Linked DNA regions of Homo sapiens: regions 1 and 3 are each linked to region 2. The links are chromatin contacts, found by Hi-C or POLR2A ChIA-PET in ENCODE. All regions are on one chromosome and are shown on one strand. The core of a region is the stretch at or near the end of the contact, and the rest is flanking DNA. Distances in the headings are between cores, read along the strand shown.

Region 1 (3,472 bases), core at 76-2,575, 170 kb after region 2:
CTTCCAACACCCAACACAGAACTACTCAATAGATACATGTTGGTGGAGGACACACGGGTGCCCGCACACAATGGCGCATATAGGACAGCACACACCACCAAACCAAGACTCATGCCCATGGTCATGCCTACACAGCCACAAATGAAACAGGCATGAAGGGCTGAGTGCTTGCCATGTTCCAGGCACTGTGCTAAGCATGCTACATGTATTACCTCATTTAAGACTCCCATCAACACTGCTGAGTGATAGCCATCACCATACAGACATATACACATTCTACTAAATGAGCCAACAGCTATAAATCACCTTGTACAGTGCCTGGTGCACAATGTTCACTCAGCCAACTGACATTTGGTGGAGAAGGCATTTAATAAGCACACAAACAAACACATAATGAAATTCCCAGCAGTGATACGTGCCGTGAAGAAAAGATAAAGCAGGGTGAGGGGACTGAGAGTGACAGGATCAGTGCCAGTTTAGATGGGGAGGTCAGGGAAGGCTGCCCTGAGGAGGTGACATCTGAGGTGAATGAAGTGAAGAAGGGAGCCAGGCAATCATCACCCCACAATGCCACACACAACAGCCCCCTACACTCACAAGCACACAGCAGTCCCACTCAGAGCACTCAGAACTACTGCACACACACATGCACACGCACACCTGTACCAGATGTGCACACACACACTCAAAAGGGAATGACATCCCCCAAGTCCAGCAACTTGGCATTCCAATCCCTTTGCAGCCCTTATCCAAGGATTGCCCATGTCACCCACCCCACTGGTTCTCCACATGAGGGCCCGCTACCAACACCCAGCTCCCTCCCTCCCGTCCCCAGACCCTTCGGAACAGGGCAACAGAGAAGAGAAGATGTTGGAAGTTCCGGTGCCTGATGTGGAAAGAGAGGGCAAAGAGGAGCTGTGGGGGTTAGCGGGGACCCGGCATGGGAGAGAGGGAGTTGCTAGAGTACAGAGGAGAAGGACAATGGAGACAGCTGAGGAGGAGGGGCAGGCAGGGCCCGCAGAGCAAACCTAAATGTGCTGCCTGTCCTCTGAGCAGTGGCACAGGCACCAGCCCCCTTACCTGGAGCCCCCATGCTGGAGTGAACCATGCTGCCCGCCCCGCCAGGGCTGGGGGAACAACTGTGTCATCTCCCCACCCTCTCTGGGGGCCGAGCCCTCCCTGCCGGAAGTCACTCAGGGAGGAAACCACAGGGCCGGTCCGCCCCCTTCAGAAGGGAAAATACCCTGGCCCACAGACCCGCCCCGGCAGCCCGGCCCACCCCAAATCATGTGTGTGTGCTGGGGGGTGGGGGCTAGTGGGGCAGAGGATAAGCAGGCTGGAAGAGCCGACTCCTACGGCTGCGATCCAAGAGGTGCCTGCAACAGTTGCCCCCCGACTTCTGTCGCCCCCATGGAGGCAAACAAGTCTGGAACAGGGAATGGGGGTCTGGGAGAGAAGGTGGGTCCACAGCAGTAACAACAATAAAACACTAGCCAGCAGCTTATTGGAGAGAGGGCTTTGCCGATGCCTGACCCTGTGCCTCACTCTTGACAGGTGCCATCTCCAATGTGGTGGTCACTCTTATTTGCCCCATTTTACAGATGAAAAGACTGAGGATCAGAGAGGTGAGCAGTAGCTTTCCCAAAGGCCCAGAGCCAAGAAGCGTTGAAGCTTAAAAGCACGCCGCGGCAGGGAAGATCAAGCAAGCCCTGCGCCTATCTGCAGGTGAGCTGTTGGGTGCCACCATTGGGAGGAAGTGGTGCCCGTGGGCAGTGGTAGTGGGGACGGTGGGTCGGGGACTTGGCCTGGGGCTACAATAAGTCGCCGGCCAAATGCGGGCGCCCGAGGCGGCTCCAGTGGAGGGGAGCACCAGGTCCCCGGGCTGCCGGCTGGCTCTTCGCGCTGCGGCGCTCCCATTTCAGCGCTTCCCTCCGTGCCCGCCAGAGGGCGGCAGCGCCCAGCCAATGGGCCGGAGGGCGGGGCCGGCTGCGGAGAAGGGAGCCCCTCCCTCCGCTCCCCTCCCCAACACCCTCCCAACACCTCCGCTCGCACACCTGCGAGGGTCACACAAAGGCGCAGGACTCCCGGCGCACCGCAGCTCAGACAAAGGCGCGCCCGAGTCCGCTGCCCTCTTCCTCTTGGTGCCCGAGGTCTGAGGCTGTGGGGCTGCCTGGCGTCTCCAGACACCCCACATGCCCGCCTGGGCCCCGCAGGACATCCTGCGCCCCGTGGCTGGGGGGCCCCCTAAACCACAGGTGCATGCACAGACGCCTGGACTCACCCTCACACACACAAGTATTTCTACAGATGAACCCCAGCACTTCACACACACACACGTGTGCACACACACGTGCATGAACACATCTATGTGCACAGGCCCCAACACCAGCCCTCCCTGCTGACGATGGTCACTCCCATATACTGATACCTCCTCTACTCCCTCACATGGACCCATGGGCACAAGGGCACTTCTACACATATGTGCCCAAGCATACTTCCTGGCCACTCGCACCCACTCACACACAGGCACACTCAGAAAGGGTATACTACAGGCACAACTACAGGAGTGCCCTCCCCTGACTGCACACGTGCCCTGTGCACCCAGACACACCCAGGCAAGCAGGTGGGCACAACAGGAAGGACTGGCAGTTCTCATATATGCACACGAGAGGTGACCGTTTCCCGGCATCTACACTCCACAACATCCCGTATCGTAAAGGCCATTTCACAGAGGAGATCCACAGACCACACAGCAACTGGCCACAGGATTTCTATACATGAGGGTCTTCCCGACAGCAGCCTGGTAGCAGTGGACACTGGAGCCTTGTCTCAAAGCGACATTTACGCAGTAAGCTTTGTTTTCAGTTAGGATTTGTTTTGGGGGGCTTGGAAATGGGGCTATAGGACATTATGGGGGGGGGCAAAACCTCACCAGCCACCCTTATGCTCCACCCTGGACAGACTCAACATCATCCACGTCAGGAACACGCTTTTGGATGTGACCCCATTCCAGCCCCCTAGAGCCAGCAGAGAAGGACCACCCACTTCCAGTGCGGCCAGGTCTGCAGTTCAGTCCTGGAGCCGGGGAAGGCTGTATACGCTCCCTGAGAGATGAAACAACCCCACACCTCTCGCCTCCCATGCTGGCTCCATTCTCAGTGCCTCAGACCAGAGCTGGGCCTGGTGAGGGGATCTTGAAGGAGGATGGGCCTGCCTGAGAGAGGATAGAGGGGCAGAGTTTGGAACACACTGGCAGCTGGAACAGGGAGGCTCAAGGCAGGGGGAGATGGTGGCCTCGTTGCCACAGAAGAGGCCTCGAGCCATGCTGAGGGAGGCAGGTAGGGCATGGGAGCTAGGGAGCAGTGGGGGCCACTTGAGGTGCAGGGAGCTGGGAGGGAGGCGGTACAGGGGAGGCCAGGCTGGGCTCAGGGCTGAGCGGTAATTAAAGGAGACGTAGGGGGCTCCCCAGGGC
Region 2 (3,123 bases), core at 1-2,500:
GTTTGAGGAATAGCAATTTGAGGGGGCTGAGACTCGATGGAAGGATCGGTTGTGTCTGAGATTTTAAGGGATCAGGTTTGGGGGATCTAGTGTACATCTAGGCTTGGGCGGACTTGGGTTTTGAAGGACTTGGATTTGGGGTCTGAGGTCTGTCTGCATTCCAAAAGACCAAGATTTGAGGGACCAAGGATTCATCTGGGCAGGGGGTTTCTCACCAAAGAGCACAAGCTTGGACTCCAAGGTGCGCAGATAGAGAATGTAACAGGCGCCGAAAAAGACAGCCAGAGCCACCAGCAACATAGGGGACGTCACCCTGGAGGAGGAGTGCAGGGAGGCAGCGGTTAGACAGCTGGGGCTGGGCCAGCCCGACGGCCCTGGCCTTCTCCACCGGCGGGCGGCAAGCTACATCCTGGAGACCAGGGAGGGCCAGGTGACATTTAGTCACACTGCATCCTGGCCAGGGTGATGGTGGGGTAGGGGACCTGGCCCTTTGGTGACAAGGTAGTCTAGCAGAGCCAATCCTTGGGGGCGGGGCCTGGGCGGTGAGAAGAGGGCCCTGGGCGGTGAGAGGAGGGACCGGGCGGTGAAGGGCGGGGCCTGAGCGGCGAGAGGAGGGGTCCAGCCGGTCGGGGCTAGTGCGGGTGCGGGGCCCGGGAGGCACTCACACACAGTACAGGATGAGGCCCAGGAACACGAACACATAGTTGCTCTGGTAGTACTCCACGTTGCGTACGAGGCGCTGGCACAGCTCTCCCAGGTTGCGGGGCCGTGAGAAGCGCTGCTGGTCCACGAAGGTGCTCCAGGGCCGGATGGTCGCGCGGCGCCGCTCCAGCCACTCCCGGCCTGCACCGGAGGGAATCAGCTTCGGCAGCAGGGTCCTGCGGGGGGTGGGGCCGGGTCAGTGGTGGACCGGGATGGAGCCCCAGACCCCCGCAAAAGAAGGGGACTAAGGGTGCCTGGACTCCCTCCCGGGACCCCAGATTCCTGTACAGCAGGCAGGGAGGGGACTAGGGGCCCAGACTCCAGGGTCCCATTAGAGGAGACCGGGGCCAACACTTCTGCGGCTCGGGGCTGGGACTCCAGGCTCTCGAGGGAGGAGGGAGGAGGGGGCCGGGGGCCCGGACTCCCGGGTCTCTGGTCCGAGGGCCTAGAGCCAGCTCGCTCACGTGCCGCTCAGCCCTTCCGCCTCGGCATCTTTCTGCTGGTCCTTCTGCGCTGCCATGTCTGCGTCGTGAGGGGTAGAGCTGCTGTAACCAGCCCGGTACCCTGAAGACCCCGCCGGCCCCGCCCGACGCCGGCCCCACCCAGCGGAGTCGACGTGGCGCAGCCCCGGAGCAGCTGGGGACTGTAGTTCTGCCGCCGAGTATTGTGGGAGTTGTAGTCCTGACGGTGACTAAGAGGATGGGCGCTATGATGGCGGTCTGACTCGCAAAACACCTTGGGAGATATAATCCCAGAAAGTGACGGCGCGCGCCTCTGGGTATTATAGGAGTTGTAGTTTCAGGAGGGTGCATGTGGGCTGTCAGGAGCGAGGGCGTTATGGGAACTCTAACGGCAGAAGCGGGCGTTGTGTACTCTCCCAGGGAAGGCACAATGGGGACCGTGCAGAGCTGTCCTTCTGACTCTAGAGGGCATAAAAAAACACCTGGAGGGCTTGCTAAAACAGATTCCTGGGCCCTAGCCCAGATGTTTTCATTCAGCAAGTCTGGGGTGGAGCCCATAATTTCCATTTCTGAGTTCCCAGGTGATGCTGATGCCCCTGGTCCATGGACTACATTTTGAGTAGAAAGATTTAGATAATTTGTGGGAATTGATTCCTTCCTCAAGAGATTGAGGCTAGTGAGGGGGCCATGGTTGCTGGAGGGGTATCTGAGGTTGCCCCCTGCCCCACCTTGTGGAGTCCCAAAGATGAATGAGTTGGGGCTAGGGACACCTCCGACCCCGCCACACACACCTTTGGAGAGAAGGGAGTGAAGTTGGGAAAGACAAAAGGTTGAGAAGTTTTGTGGGCTTTTTTGAAATGGAGTCTCGCTCTTGTTGCCCAGGCTGGAGTGCAATGGCGCAATCTCGGCTCACTGCAACCTCTGCCTCCTGGGTTCAAGCGATTCTCCTGCCTCAGCCTCCAGAGTAGCTGGGATTACAGGCGCCCGCCACCACGCCCAGCTAATTTTTGTATTTTTTTAGTAGAGACGGGGTTTCACCATGTTGGCCAGGCTGGTCTCGTACTCCTGACCTCGTGATCTTCCTGTCTCAGCCTCTCAAAGTGCTGGGATTACAGGCGTGAGCCATTGTGCCTGGCCCACAGGGCTGGAATTCTAATTGAATTCTAATGGGGTGAACCAGAACAGGGCCTCAAGAAATGTGTGTGGAAGTATAGGGAAGCCTGGGCTCCCTTAAGCAGACTGGGATCCTAATTTTCCAAAGCAGCTGGGTGGGGCTGGAAGGAAAATATCTATATGGGATAACCAGGTGACCTTTTTTTTTTTGAAAATTTTTTTAAGTAGATAAGGGATTTTGCTGTGTTGGCCCAGTAGGTCTCAAACTCCTGGACTCAAGCGATCCTTCTGCCTGGCCTTCCCAAGTATTGGGATTACAGGTGTGAGCCACCATGCCCAGGTTCAAGTGACTTTTTTTTTTTTTTGAGACGGAGTCTCACTCTGTCGCCAGGGCTGGAGTGCAGTGGCACAATCTTGGCTCACTGCAACCTCCACCTCCTCCTGGGTTCAAGCGATTCTCCTGCCTCAGCCTCCCGAGTAGCTGGGATTACAGGCGCCCGCCACTATGCCCAGCTAATTTTTTGTATTTTTAGTAAAGATGGGGTTTCACCATGTTGGCCAGGCTGGTCTCGAACTCCTGACTTTGTGATTTGCCCGCCTCGGCCTCCCAAAGTGCTGGGATTACAGGTGTGAGCCACTGCGCCTGGCCCCAAGTGACTCTTTTAGGCCCAGCTCTTGTCTTCCAAGATCTACAGCAGTTTAGGGTTTGTGCTTTGAGGCCTGCTGGAAGGTGTTCCCAGGAGGTGGGAGGAAGATGGCCCTGTCTGAGGGGCTGGTGGCGCAATAGGCAGGGAAGCCCTTTGCAAGGGCCCCACACTGAAGATGGAAGAGTTACACTTTGAAGATC
Region 3 (3,520 bases), core at 568-3,067, 230 kb after region 2:
GGGCAGCCAGCTGTCTCCATCATCCTAGAAGGGGCCCAGAGACAGGGACCCGGAGGCACAGACAGAGAGGTATGCAGAGCTGGACTGAGATGTGGAGTCATCTGAAGTGGGTAGGGTCCTGGGACAGGCAGGAGGAGGAGTGGAGAGACTTGCAGGCTCAGGGAGGCCAGGGCTCAGTGGTGTGGAGACTTCCAAAGACCAGGAGGAGGCTGGAGCAGGCAATGGAGCAGGGCCCTGAGACCACAAGCGGGGAATCGAAGACCAGGTAAAGGGAAGCAGGTTAGAGAAGGGCAGAGAAGTGAGGGCCTGCTGAGCAGAACCAGCCAAAGTAAATGGAGGAGCAGCTGGAGTGGGATGAAAAGGCCATGAGGCATCTTGCAGATGGGTCCTGCCTTATGCACACCCGGGTTCAGAAGCTCTCCCAGGCTGACTCTCCCCAAGCATTCAGTTTGGTTCCATTTAAGACATGCATACTGAATACTATCACGAATTAGCACTATGCTGTAAGCTGAAGAAACAAATGCAAATGAGACACAACTCTGCCCTCATAGAGACCCTCATCTGAAGTTGTTGGTGGGGGAGGGAATGAACAATAAATACACAGTTACTGATACACACAGCAACACAGAAGTACCTCAAAACCAAAGTGAGAGATGCAGAAGACCACACACTGTAGGATTCCATTTACATGAAATTCTAGACAGCAAAACTACTGTGACGGAAAAGCAAATGAGTGGTTGAAAAGGGCTGCAGTGGAAGGAGGGGACTGACAGCAAAGGCGCCGGAGGGAACTTTTTAGGGTAATGGAAATGTTTTGTAACATGATTGTGGTGGTGGTTACACAACTGTGTGTGTGTGTAAACTCATTAAACTGTACATTTACAACTGGTGAATTTTATTGCATGCAAATTATATCACAATAAAGCTGATTGCAAATAAATAAATAAATAATTACCAGCCAGAATATTCAAGACTCAAGATAGGGCTCTATGGGAGCCAAGAGGAGGTGGATGGGGCAGTGACGGAAGGCTTCTGAGAAGAGGTGATGCCTGAGATAAGACCTGAAGGATAAACAGGAGGCAGGATGGAGAAAGCGTTCCCATGGAAGAAGAGCTTTCACATGGAAGCAGGTGAGAACTGAAAAAAGTTCACTATGTTTTGAACACAGAATGGAGAGTAAGACTATCAAGAAGTGAGTGCAAAGAAAATCAGGGTTCAAAATACAAATCCATTGCTATTCGAAGTACCATGTTGAATAAAACCCACCTGCACCTGAAAAGGCCCAGAGAGAAGGAAACTATGAGACACGACTGGGGATTTTTTTTTTTTTTTTTTTTTTGAGACAGGGTCTCTCTCCTCCCTCTGTCATCCAGGCTGGAGTGCAGTGGCACAATCACAACTCACTGCCACCTCGACCTTCTCCTGCCTCAACCTCCTGAGTAGCTGGGACGACAGGCGTGCACCACCACAACCTGCTAATTTTTGTATTTTGTGGTAGAGACAGGTTTTTGCCATGTTGCACAGCCTGGTCTTGAACTCCTCGGCTTAAGCGATCTACTGGCCTTGATCTCCCAAAGTGCCAAGATTACAGGCATGAGCCACCGCTCTGGGCCAAGACTGGGGATTTCTAATTGGCCTCCTGTCTGCCCCACAGAAAGGTCTCCTTCCTGCCGCCCTTCCCAGAACTTCCTCCCTGCTCTTTTCACATGGGGATGTCTCTCTCCATTAGGAAGCAGCCTCTGCTCTGGACCTATCCCCCAACCCTGCCCACATCTCCAAGAGTTTGTGGGCCCCAGTGAATCCCTCCAACCTGGATTCCATGTGGCCACTGCCCCCTGGTGGCTGAAGTGATGCATGACTAAGGACGAAGGGACACCTCCAAGTCCAGGCCCAGCATGCCCTTCCAGAGGCCAGTCCAAGGCACTCCCACTACTGCCCCCCAAGACACACCCTTGTCCCTGACAGTCTCCTCCTTGCTAAATCCTACAAGCACTTTTCAGTCCTATCTGACTCTCCTCTGCAGCATGCAGCCACAAATATCTTTTCAAAATCCTCTTGGCATCTAAGAAACCTCACTCTCTTGGTTCTCCAGCTCTGTCTGGGCTGCTCTCCCAGGGTGAATCATCCCCTCCCACAACTGCTTTCTCTATGCTGGTAATCCCTAAATTTGTCTCCAGTTTAGCCCTCTCTCCTAAGCTTCACATCAGGATACCCAGCCACCTCCTAGAGGTTCCAAAAATACCTCAAAATCAACATGTCTAATCTAATCATGTCATCTTCTCTACCATGCCCCTAGACCTTGGTTCCCACTCCCCATGGTGATACTCCATCCAATCTAGCATTCAAGTCAGAAAAATTGTCCCTGTCCTTGACACCTTCCTCTTCCTCATATTCACATCCAATCAGGATTGAAATCCCATCCAGTTCATTTACTTCATTAATATTAAAATTTTAAACCATATGAAATTGACAATATCACCCAGCTTTTTCTTACAAAATGGGAATTTCATAGAGTTCAACCGAGTATTTCTCAAATCCATCTCCTCCTCTCTTCCCTGCTCCCAGTGTCCTAGTTCAGGCCTCCACATCTCCTGCTTGGCCCATGAATCTCCTTACTACCTGGCCTCCCAGTCTCCCCTCTTGCCCCCTTTCTAGTCTATCCTCCACACTGGCTACTGGGGTAATGTTTCTACAATATGGCTCTGATCAAATCACTCCCCTGCTTCAAACTCTTACTTCCTGTTGCACACAGGACAAAAGCCAAACTCCTTAGTCAGCTTTTCAGACCCTTCACAGTAACTGGCTCCCCTCCCTCTACAGGGAGCACCACTATGCATCCTGTACTGCAACCACACCAAACCACCACCACTTCCTTGAATCTGCCCTTAACCTCTTGGCCTTTGTACTTGCAGTTCCCTATAACTGGAATGCCCTTCTCACTCTTGTCCCCCTGGCTAACTTCTATTTGACTCCAAGAACCAACTTAAAATCATATGTTAATGTAAACCTCCAGTTCATCCATTCATCCATCCAATACACACAGCTTGAGTATCTATACTTGTATGACCTCCATAGAAGGTACCGGGGACACAAAGGGGAATAGGACACAATTCCTGCCATCAAGAAAGCTCACGGTCCAGTAAGAGACACAAATGCATATATAAATCACAACACTATAGTGTGCTAGGACACAAAACTAGACTGGGAAAATTGAATTTTACTTATTTTTGAGATGCCGTTTCACTCTGTTGCCCAGGTTGGAGTGCAGTGGCACTATTATGGCTCACTGCACACTCGAACTCCTGGGCTCATGTTATCCTCCTGCCTCGGCCGCCCCAGTAGCTGGGACTATAGGTGCGCACAACTACACCCGGCATTTTCTTGAATTTTAAAGGGGACTGGGACGCCGAGGCGGGTGGATCATGAGGTCAGGAGATTGAGACCATCCTGGCTAACACAGTGAAACCCCATCTCTACTGAAAATACAAAAAAAAAAATTAGCCGGGTGTGGTGGCGGGCG

The links. A loop is a pair of places that touch in the nucleus more often than their neighbours do. ChIA-PET counts read pairs that join two places held with the same protein, here RNA polymerase II (POLR2A). Pooled maps may share reads with other maps.
Region 1: a loop to region 2 is called in a pooled map, with 4 times the contacts of the local background. The contact joins the promoter of LNROP here to the promoter of RABAC1 in region 2. A Hi-C loop is called at or near these places in 5 of 37 single-sample maps with no recorded cell type and 8 of 50 pooled maps. POLR2A ChIA-PET finds 5 or more read pairs at or near these places in 4 of 52 experiments (AG04450, B cell, Panc1 and 1 more).
Region 3: a pooled map shows a loop between it and region 2 (4-fold over the local background). The contact joins the enhancer-like site here to the promoter of RABAC1 in region 2. A Hi-C loop is called at or near these places in 1 of 37 single-sample maps with no recorded cell type and 6 of 50 pooled maps. POLR2A ChIA-PET finds 5 or more read pairs at or near these places in 1 of 52 experiments (activated T-cell).

What each region holds. Positions count from the first base shown.
Region 1 is chr19:42,131,304-42,134,775 of GRCh38, forward strand. LNROP (long non-coding regulator of POU2F2) reads left to right here and starts at 1,326. Exons shown (of 3, transcript NR_038332.1): 1 at 1,326-1,458; 2 at 1,602-1,725. POU2F2 (POU class 2 homeobox 2) reads right to left here and starts at 1,143. Exons shown (of 15, transcript NM_001394376.1): 1 at 1,081-1,143. The coding sequence starts at 1,108. It overlaps MIR4323 (microRNA 4323), which reads right to left and starts at 2,210; the gene lies at 2,142-2,210. RefSeq lists a silencer at 1,825-2,084 and an enhancer at 2,365-2,414.
Region 2 is chr19:41,958,071-41,961,193 of GRCh38, forward strand. It overlaps RABAC1 (Rab acceptor 1), which reads right to left and starts at 1,251. Exons shown (of 5, transcript NM_006423.3): 1 at 1,167-1,251; 2 at 666-878; 3 at 216-313. The coding sequence starts at 1,222. RefSeq lists silencers at 459-528, 979-1,228 and an enhancer at 1,339-1,628.
Region 3 is chr19:42,182,679-42,186,198 of GRCh38, forward strand. It overlaps a transcript of POU2F2 not described here. Among named protein-coding and RNA genes, the nearest start is that of POU2F2-AS2, 32 kb to the left of the region's middle. Within about 2 kb of position 1,818, at least 7 of the 41 ENCODE cell types and tissues checked have a DNase peak (open chromatin) inside an H3K27ac peak, as active enhancers do.